2 separate regions of the Homo sapiens genome follow, and region 1 is linked to region 2. A link is an interaction called in ENCODE POLR2A ChIA-PET data of the cell type or tissue named here. Cell type or tissue: PC-9. All regions are shown on one strand. Links, peaks and the distances in the headings refer to the core of each region. The heading gives the core; the rest is flanking DNA.

Region 1 (5,383 bases), core at 248-5,247, 81 kb after region 2:
GTCAGTATATATTACATTAGTGGAACTGAGTTTCAAAGATATTTTTTACCTTTGGTATTTTTGAGTGCTTTAATACTGTGTTTCTATCATACCTTATACAAAGCATCACGGAAAATAAGTGGAATCCACTCTCCTTAGAATTACTTGTATGGGTCTGAGTAGAGAGATGTTAGGCTGAAAACAAATGAGATAAGCTCTGTAGTCTTCTACTTCTCCTTCTCGTCCTTTTGTTGCAATAAACTTTAGAGGATGGTGAATGTCCTCAAACGTCCATTGTTAAGGGGAAGCTAGACAATTCAGGAGGAATCCAGTAGAAGTTAGAAGTGAGCACAGAGGTTTAGCAGCTGGCTCAGAATGAAAGGAAGAAACTCTGGGTCAAGAGCTCTGGATTTCTTTATGTTTAAAAAAACCCACTTTTTTTGGAATGGTTAATATATTACCACAGTCTATAAAGTATAGAGAAGCATTTAGTTTTTAAAAAACTCCTTTCCATCCTAGTCCCCAATTCACCCAGTTCCCACATTTCTCTCCCAGAGAGAACCACTGTTCTAAGTTTTGAATGAACTTGTCCAGAATTTATGAGCAAAATATGAGCAAATATGTAATATCTGACTACATAAGCCAATGAGTACATACTCTTATTCCCCTCCTACTTTTACAGCAAATGAAACATATTAAGCCTACTATTTGGCCCTTTGACTTTTCCCTCTGATCAGGAGATTCTTTTATATCAGTGCAAAGCCCTCAGTCTTTTACATAGCTGTATGGTATTCCATAGCACGAATGAAACATAATTTGTTTATCCACTTAACTACTAAAAGATGTTTGGGTTGTTTCCAATCTTTTGCTATTAAAAAGGATGCTATAATAAATAATCTTTTCCAGGACTCATTCAGCATGTACACTGGTCTATCTGATGGCTTTACTCCCCAAAGAAGAACTGGTGGGTCAAAAGGTACATGTATTTTGATTAACATTGACAATTTGCCATCTGCAGAAGTTGTTCTAACCTACACTCCCACCAGAATTATAAGTAAGAAAGCTATTTCCCAGACCAGTGTCTCATGCCTGTAATCCCAGAACTTTGGGAGGCCAAGGCTGGTGAATTGATTCAACCCAGGAGTTTGAGACCAGCCTGGGCGTCATCGCGAAATCCCATCTCTACAAAAAATACAAAAATTATCTGGGCGTGGTGATGTGTGCCTGTTGTCCTAGCTACTCAGAAGGCTGACTTGGGAGGATCACCTGAGCCTGGGGAGGTCAAGGCTACAGTGAGCCGTGAGTGATGGCACCATTGCACTCTAGGCTTGGTGAGAGAGTGAGACTTTGTCTCAAAAAACAAAACAAAACAAAGAAAGCAAGCTATTTTCCCAGAAAGCATAGCTGCAAAATACTTTTAGTTTTAGATTTCCAGTTTTAGAAACCAGAAATACTCCCAGGTTTAGATTTTTGCCAACCCAATAGGTAATTTGTGTATGTATATATATATATATATATGTGTGTGTGTGTGTGTATATATTTTAAACACATAAAATATATATATATATATCAGTACAATTTTTAATTTGTACTTTTTTTTTGAGACGGAGTCTTGCTCTGTCACCCAGGCTGGAGTGCAGTAGCGCAATCTCGGCTCACTGCAAGCTCCGCCTCCCGGGTCCACGCCATTCTCCTGCCTCAGCCTCCCGAGTAGCTGGAACTACAGGCACCCGCCACCACGCCCAGCTAATTTTTTGTATTTTTAGTAGAGACAGGGTTTCACCATGTTGGCCAGGATGGTCGCCATCTCCTGACCTCGTGATCTGCCAGCCTTGGCCTCCCAAAGTGCTGGGATTACAGGCGTGAGCCACCACGCCCGGCCCATTGTACTTTTCTTATAAGGGTAGTTGAGAATCATTTCCTATGCGTATGAGCCATTTATTCATATTTGCTTTTCTGTGAACTGTTCATTTGTTTCCTTTGCCCATTTTTCAATAGAATTGTTAGGGGTCTGCAGTTCTTCTTAAAGCCAACGGAGACAAAAAATCCTTGTAAACTGGGCTAGGAACCATAAGGAGAATGAACACTCTTCCATCAGCTTTGCAGCTTTACCTAGGTCCATAGGAGCCAGGGGCCAGAAGAGTGGTATCTAGGCCAAAAGAGTTCTCTGACATTTAGGTAAAAAGAACATCACGATTACTTGAGGCTAAAAGAGAAAAAAAGAAGGTATAGTGGTTGCCTTCCTCTTGAACCCTGAGAAATCTTGCATTGCCCAGCACAGTCCATGCCCCAGGAAAGAGGCCAAGCCCTTCCTAGATGTTGGTGGCAAGGACTAGGCTATGATGGCAAAGTACAGAGATTAACTGGTCTGAATCCTGGCTTCACCTTTTACTAGCTCTGGGATCTTGTGTGAGTTATTTAACCTCACTGCCCAAAGGTGCTGAATTGTTGTGTACAAATTTGCCAGGTAGGTAGAAGATGTGTTAAGAGTAGCCCCAAAACACAACATGATACTTTTTCTGGACACAGAATTGGCCATTTGAAATATGGGAAAACATTATCCTTTTAGTGTGATACACGCTGTCATAGCTTTGTCCTGCAAACTGGCAAACGTGGCCCACAGGAATTGACATTGAACATCTAAGACAGTTGTCCCACAGAGTTAAACAATGACCAGGAGAGAAGAAAATTCATTTATCTGGCCACTGCAAGGTCTTCCTTATGATCCAATCATGATAGGTATTTATCTATTTATTTATGTCTAACTAATGCTTGCAGCTCAAACTGCTTTATCCTTTGATAACAGGAGGCTGCCTTTAAATTCATTGAGAGATTTTTCCACTTTCCTTCATGAGTCATCCATGCCTCCCGGCCAGTCATAACAGAAGCAACTGACTGTAGTAAAAAAATCAATGAAAAGGTAGAGGGCTTTTTCTATGCCTTAGGAACGCCTGATACCTCTAGCAATTTCAGAAAGTTTTACATTTCTATTGTTTTTGCTTTTAAAGGCTTATGTTTTTCATGACGTTGTTTTCCAGCATCATAATTTAGTACCTAGTACAAATGACAGAGGTTTTTGTTTTCCTTAGTTTTTCAGGGCTGTCCATCTTGTTCTGTGTTGCTTGATCTTGTTCGGTTTGTGGAAATTCATCAAGCTGTACACTAAGGAGTCCATATTATATTTCAATAAGAAGTTTTATATACATGTGCACACACTGAAAGAAAATGGTCAGCCTCCACAAAGAGGAAGCAGTTGCGAATGCCAGGCCCGTGCCGGTGGTACCATCTGTGGAAGGCATTTCTACCTCTCGTCTCCACTTTAGGTACGTCCATCAGGAGTCAGCAAGGCTTAGTGGTTAAGAACAGGGGCTTAAAGCCAGAGTAATCGGGCTTGAATCCTGGCTTCACTTTTACCAGCTGTGCGACCCTGTGCAAGTTACTGAACTTCACCCTGCTTCAGTTTCCTCATCTGCAACATGGTGCTAACAGTACCCAAAATCCTCAGGTTGCTGTACAGATGAAAGTGGTTCACATGTGTGTAAAGCAACTAGAAGCAGGCTGGACCCATGGGAATACTGTGTCAGTATTAGCTATCCCATTGCTCCCCATAGCAGTACTTACCTTACAGGTGGCTGCATCCACTTCTCACTCAAGCATTTAAGCCTCCCTTATATCATATTTCTTTGCTTACCAATTTATTCTTGTGGAGATCCAAGTGTAGAGGAGAGAGTAGGCTGACTCCTCCTCCTCAATCACCCATCCATTTACTTACCTGCATGGCTACTTTCCAGTCCTAGGCCCTCCCCTCCTGCCTCCAAGCAATCTTTCTCTATATCTGATGGATATTCGGCTATTTGCACATGCTCCTATGAAATGTACATTATGTGGTGTGTACTTTTAATTGATTGACATTAAAAGTATGATACTGCAGAATTGATTTTTTAAGCTTGGTTCCACACAGTGATATGTTTTAAGCTCTATCCACATTGCTGTGTGTTCCTTCGGGCTGTTGCTTCCAATGGCTAAATGGTACTCTATGACATTCCCCCATTTACCCAACCACCCACAACTGTCAATGCCCACAAAACCTCTGACTTTCTGTCATGACAATGCTCCAAAAGGCACCTGGGTACACGCCTCATACAAACATGCCCTCTTTAGGATTGAGGCCGCTGGGTCATAGGGCAGACTATGTCTCATTTAACTAAGTACTGGCTGTACTTACACCAAAACAGCCTGATCACTCTACGGAGTGGCTTCAACAGATCGTCTAATTATAACATTCCTAATGAGGTACATGGTGTGACTTCCCCCATTGTACTGATACAAGATTTTCCCTTGGCTTCATAGCTGGTACACACAATTTGAAAATAGGGCACATGACCTCGGAGCTGCAGTGTCTCCCACCACAGAGGGCCATGACAAGAGCATACCTTCCACCTCTTCTTGGCCTGTGTCACATCCCCTATCTCCTGGCCCAACCGATGACTACTGCATGCATTCACATAATGGACAGGCCTAAGCTCATATTGTTTAAAAAGTCCCACCTCACCTTCTAGGCCCACATGGAAAACCACCACTTCAAGGACACCTTCTCTGGCTGCCACTCAGATCTCCCTCCACTCAAAAATCAACATTGCATTGATAGTGTTTACCAGGCAATTCATTTATTGTCTCTGCTTCATTTACTTATTTTTGCCAGTTAAACGACACTCTGGGGGTAAGAATTAAACACTGCAATTTATATTCCTCCATGGCTAACACACTGCTGAGTGTACGATAAGCATTTTTTTAAAAAGTATAGTAGAACTGGGGCCAGGCACAGTGGCTCACACCTGTAATCCCAGCACTTTGGGTGGCCAAGGCAGGAGGATTGCTTGACCCCAGAGTTTGAGAGCATTTCTGGGCAACATAGCAAGACCCTGTCTTTACCAAAATAAAAATAAAAACGTGAGCTGGGTGTGACAGTATGCACCTGTAGTCCTAGCTACCTGGGAGTCTGAGGCATGAGGATCACCTGAACCCAAGACTTAAGAGACCACACTGAGCTAAGACTGTGCTACCGCACTCCAGCCTGAGTGACAAAGTGAGACTCTGTCTCTAAAATTATTTTTTAATAAAAAAAATACATAGAACTGTATAGACTTTTAATAATGCAGACATTTTACCTCAACAATCATGTGGTACTAACTGCTTATTTACAAATGAGGGGAAAAAATAATGATTACCAAATAACTATGGTAACAGTAATCATAACTTAAAAGATTGTTATAATTTGGTACTCATTAAGTGCCTGACCATGTGGTAAAAATTTTTTATGCATTATCTCATTTAATCTTCAAAATAACCTGATGAGATTGAGATGCTTTTGTTCCCTATTTTTCAGATGAGGAAGCTGTGGTTT
Region 2 (5,383 bases), core at 65-5,064:
ACCATTCTCTGATTTGGTACCAGCACTTGTAATTAGTAAGGAATTATTTTCCTTATACACTCAGAGCATATTCAAAAGCTGCTGCTCTTAAACATGCTGTACTCTAACTTAGCAGCTCATTGGAAAGCTCTCAGGAATGTCCCCTGATATGTCCATCATTTTGTCTATGTACAGTCTTATCTATTCCTTCCTGTCCTAAAATCGGCATGCATAGGCACTAACACCATTCCCAGTCTCTATGCGGAAACACACATGATGAGTGCTACGAAGTGTCTATGTACCCAATTCTATACTTACAATGAAAAAAGAAAAAACAAAAAAATCTACCTTTCTCAGAAACTGGAAAGCCAGGCATAGGCTATTTAGGCATCATAAATTTCTGTATAAATTAACAACTTATTAATTTCTGAAATATATATTTGATGTCTCACACCTAAGATTTCAATATCTGAAACAGGAATCAGAAACTGCCCTGTGTTTACTGATAAATCCAATGGAAAATTCTAGATTGCATCTACAGAGCATAAAATAGGCTCATATAATACTCCACAGCTGCAGTGCTTATGGAATAAACTCTTCTGAAAGAAAAACAGTAATGTCTGATGAACATTCAAAAGCTGTTCTACACATTTGCTGTGTGAGTTAAGACTGTAAGATTCCCAGATAATTAAATTTATATACATTAAATCTGCTTTTAATAGAATCTGTGATAAGACTTTCCATTATAACATTCCTCTGCAGTGGCTAGAAGTTGAATTTACTCAAAGACTGCAGAATTAGCTTTCTCCATGAGTGAATGTAAAGTTAGCTATGTCCATTTTAGAGTAATTTTGCATTTCAAGGTAAACAAAATGTTCAAAGTAAATCACATACTAATACTACAATGATATTTAAGAGTGATTCTCTATTCCACTCTCACGCTCCCTAGGCAAACAGAATTACCTATTTTAAATGCACAGTAATATTTACCAAGATAAGAGGATAGAAGGAGGGGGCGTGGCCTGATACCAAAACAACATCCAAAGATCCCCTGTGTTTAGCTGACTGTTATGTCCTGTGTCGACGCTGGCAAGGTCATAAAACTCGTGGCATAATTCAGTCCTTCTAATCATAAAATGGAATGTTTGACACAGCTGAGTTCATATTTTTAAAAAGTTACTTTGAAGTGTCTCCTCTTAATGTAGACAAGATTGAGAAAAGAAAGAAAAAAAGTAAAGGAAGAAGAGGAAAGAAAGAAAAAGCCTAATGTGAAATGATATCTACTAAGTCCAAAGAAAACAACCAGGAAACAGCACAACAAAAAACAGAGGCAAAAGCAAAGCGGGAGGTTAATGCCCCTGGGTTTTAAACACAGAGCTATGGCTTAGTTATGCATTTCCAGCTAGAGAGAGGAGGGTTAAGTAGAAGAATGAGTGCATGCCACTAAAATATTCCACACAGATGGTGAGAGTTGAATGTTAGGGTGGGGGTGGAGATGGGAGAAATGTTAGGGCAATGGGTAAATACTATTCGTACCTCTAATATGAAGAATGTCACAGCTAGCAAGAAGGTTGTGAGAGCCCTCTAACTTTTTGTAAGTGAGTCCCTCATTAGTATAAAATCAGGGCACAATTTTAGAGCAAGGACTGATTAGAAAAGTATTCACTTCAGAATGTCATGCTTTTATTAATTAAGGAAATAATTTCTCTTGTATGATGCATCTACAAAATTCAAGAGGAATAATAAATCCTCAGAACCAAGCACAGTTCTCATTCTGCAGTCTCTTTCTGCAGACAGTCCAGTATGAGATTATTGGGACTGTACAGAATTCACTGAAATGTAATTTTATATCTGTGCTGTAAGTTAGAAAGAGGGATATTTATGTTTGTCTACCGGATTTATATTTTACTGTTTATTATTTTAAGTGTGACAGCACAGACTAACTCACAGCTTCTGCATCTTTGACTAACAGATTTAAAATAAAAATTTGCTGACACTTCCTGCATCACAGATGTCTAACTTCTGCGCCACAAATTAGATGTGGACATGTTCATGTAGCTACATCACATCACAAGGCAGTCAGATGAGTTAATGGGTTAAAAAAAAAAACAGCTAAGCAAACACACAGCTCAACTAGGTAAACACATTGCATGCAGTGGCTGGAGATTCTGCAGAGAGGATTCTAAATGTACCACAGTTCATTAATATTCTGTTGCACAGATAAAACATGGATCACATCTAATGAACGTCACAAATAACCCTTCTCTTGCACTCTAATCCATTGTAATGTCTTCTATTATTCAATGCAGACAGAGGCCTTTCTTTAGAAAAAGGCAACATAGGGATAAACAAACAGTAAGAGAGAAGGAGAAAAAGACAGATACACCATGGCCTACTGATACATTCTTTCACAATGAGCTGTTAAGATGTTTCCAGAACTGGGGTTTAGTAACTTTAAATATGCAGCAATGCTTTTCCTCTGACTGCAATGCAAAATGCTGGTCTGGGTGTCCACATTAGCTGAAACCAAATGCCATGCATTTAAGACATGTTCCTCCACCTCACACTGCAGTGCTCTGAGGCTGTCAGTACAAACAAATGCTAAATAGCTATTGGTCGCCAGAAAGCGAGTGCCATGCAGAAAGCATTAAAATATTAAAGACAGACAATACTTACTCCAAGGTCAGCCCCGGAATCTGTAGCCTTTCCCGCTGGGCTTTCATGGTTGTTATATGTTAGCACACTCTATTGTAACCATGACACACACTCCCTGCCAGCGTCCCGGTGATGACAGAGAGCCAAACCGAACCTCTCTAAAGGACTGGACTAACACTCTCTCGAGGGGGAGGGGGAGGCTGCAAGTTTGGGTCCTTCCACCTCTAGCCGTAATCAAGAGATGTCAGCTGCTTTCCTCAGGTTAACGGCAGTGCACACTGCACTGATTTTGTTAAAGGAACGAGGCTTGCAGCTCTGCATATCAAGTAATTGGTTTCTGATTTTTTTTTTTTTTTTTAAAGAAAGTCGCTCTACTCACAGACCCACTTTTCACCTCAGTGAAATGAAAAGTCCTTTTCACCCTGCAGACTGGGGCAAAAAAATAAAGCAACAGTGTCATACTTGTAAAAGAGTTTATCTCAGCACACGTCAACTATTCCCCACCTCCCTGTGATGCTCTCGAATAGAATTCAGCCACCCTGAGGAGGCTCATCTTACACTTCCCTTGGTGGAGTTAACTAAATCACTCATAGTCCCCAAGAAATAAATGAGGAATAGTGCCACATAAAAATAATTAGATCTTTCTCTATATATGGCAATCATCAGAACGAGGAATAAACTAACTGCATTAATTTGGGGGAAGTCAGACTCCGTTGTGCCGCAAAGACTTGTGTGAACAGGCAAACCCGATGATAGGAAACTACCAACTGGAAATGCAAGAGATAGGCACTTGGATTTTTATTTTCGAAAAGCTCATTTTTAAGATCGCAGTGCTGTATACTTTACAAAAGCAATCTAATATGAATAAGGAGGGAAAGAAAGAACATGAATTTTGAAAGCCTGAAAGTTTCATCTTGTATTTATTAAAAGAACCTAATTTTTCACAGCATTCATAACTTGGAACTAAGTGTACTTCCATTGTAGTGTATGAAGAACGTAACTGACTCACTTCCTCTAATGCATTTTAAAATGTTTTAAAACTTGGCAACCCCTGGTTTGTTGAAAAGAAACACTAGAACAAATTAGAGCTTTATTTTATCAAGAATTCTAATTTTCAAGTACTACAAGGCATCTCTTTCTCTTTCTCTCTCTTTCTCTCTCTCTCTTTCTCTTTCACACATACACACACACACAAAGAGAGAGAGAGAGACAGAGCCAAACTGCGGTAAAATAGCAAGTATATTCAAGCAGTTATATTTCAAAGGCTATGAAGTCAAACTCTGTCTTTTTACAGATGAAGAAACTGAGGGCACACAGTTGGCGGCTATAATAGGATTAGATCCTGGTCTGTAAATTTACTCTTATCCCAGAGGTCTGCCTAAGCAGGGATGCCACAGGTAGCTGTTCAGGTTGTGCCCTGGGCAAGGAGGGAAGTAGGAACCAACATCTGGTCTGCTTTCCATGGTTTTATGCCTGCACCTGGCTCTGGGCTGCTTCCACTCCATTTTTCTCATTTTCACGAAGTCTCCCTCAGCTCTGTGCCCTTCTGGAGGGCTACCTGTTTCTAACTCCACAAAGGTGCATATGGGCCAGTGGAGGTTTATAGGATACTCTCAGAACTCTTTTCTACATCCTTAACTATCAACTTGCTCTGGGGCATTTGTTAATGCCCATTGTTAACTAGGTACCAGCTTATCTCTCAGTGTGAGCTCACAGAACCAACCAATCCTCTTATCCTTTGGAGGTAACAAATCCATACTTGAAATATAGTCACTGACTCCACAGAGAGGCAGCTAGAGATGTAAAAAGTAATTGTAATTTAGTAGAAAAAAGCATCACAAAAGGAAATACTAAAAAGATATAATGGATCCCAGCTACTCAGAAGGTTGAGGCGGGAAGACGGTTTGAGTCCAGCAGTTTTGAGACCAGCCTGGGCAACACAGCAAGACTCCATCTCAAACAAACAAACAAGATATAATGGAACACAAAAAAGAGGCCTCAACTTTCCTTAGGAAAGTTGGTCGGGGAAAGTTCGAAAGCATGGGTGTCACAGCCAGATTATGATAAACAAAGAAAAGAAAAAAATCAGTTACCACCCTATAACAAAAAATAAAGCGAAATCCACAAATTCTTTAACTTTTAAAGTAGACCTTCATCTCAGGAAACACATTAGAATATTATTCAATAGCCTTCTACACACAGATCTTCTGAAGTAAACTTCAGTTCCATATAGCCAATGGACTACAATACATTTTCACTTCAGTTTCCTTTTACTACCCCTAATTTAACATACCCAAAAGAAAACTCACCATCCTGCCCTCCAAAACTCCAAAATAAGCCTCCTTTCAATGTAAAATATCCAGAATGCCACCATTCTTTCCACCTAATGTCAAAATACATTGACCCAAAATACATTGTATCTTGGCTAGATTATTCCTAAATGGTCTACTTCCTCCCTGGTACCCTCTACACCTTGGTGACCACATAAACTCCAGAGTGATCTCTTTCAGAATGTGTCACTCTTCTGTTCAAAATCCTCCAACAGCTTCCCTGTGAGTAAAAGCCACAAATTTAGGACATTTGGCCCCATATGGGATAATCAAGCATCAATAGGAACAACAATGGTAATGTATTACAACACATCAAATGTTTAAAGTCACGAGTTCAAGAAGAGAAAATTACGTCACCTTGAGGGGATGCTAGAGAACTGCTGCAGTAATCTTGAAAACTGATACAGGGGAAGAATCAA

Evidence for each region. ChIA-PET counts read pairs that join two places held together with the same protein. Peaks named below come from ENCODE experiments on the same cell type or tissue, not always from the same donor. Only the 100,000 strongest peaks of a DNase experiment are listed, where the experiment ranks them.
Region 1: POLR2A ChIA-PET joins it to region 2 with 8 read pairs; 4 of 35 experiments call an interaction of 5 or more read pairs at or near these places.

Annotation. Positions count from the first base shown.
Region 1 is chr5:66,875,476-66,880,858 of GRCh38, reverse strand. All of the region lies in intron 3 of MAST4 (microtubule associated serine/threonine kinase family member 4), which reads right to left. Among named protein-coding and RNA genes, the nearest start is that of MAST4-AS1, 130 kb to the left of the region's middle. In PC-9, for the core only: no CTCF peak of the experiment used is centred there; a DNase peak (open chromatin) is centred at 2,828; H3K27ac peaks cover 159 bases.
Region 2 is chr5:66,956,567-66,961,949 of GRCh38, reverse strand. The region is part of intron 4 of MAST4 (microtubule associated serine/threonine kinase family member 4); the gene reads right to left. Among named protein-coding and RNA genes, the nearest start is that of MAST4-AS1, 45 kb to the left of the region's middle. In PC-9, for the core only: no CTCF peak of the experiment used is centred there; DNase peaks (open chromatin) are centred at 2,079 and 2,459; H3K27ac peaks cover 2,303 bases.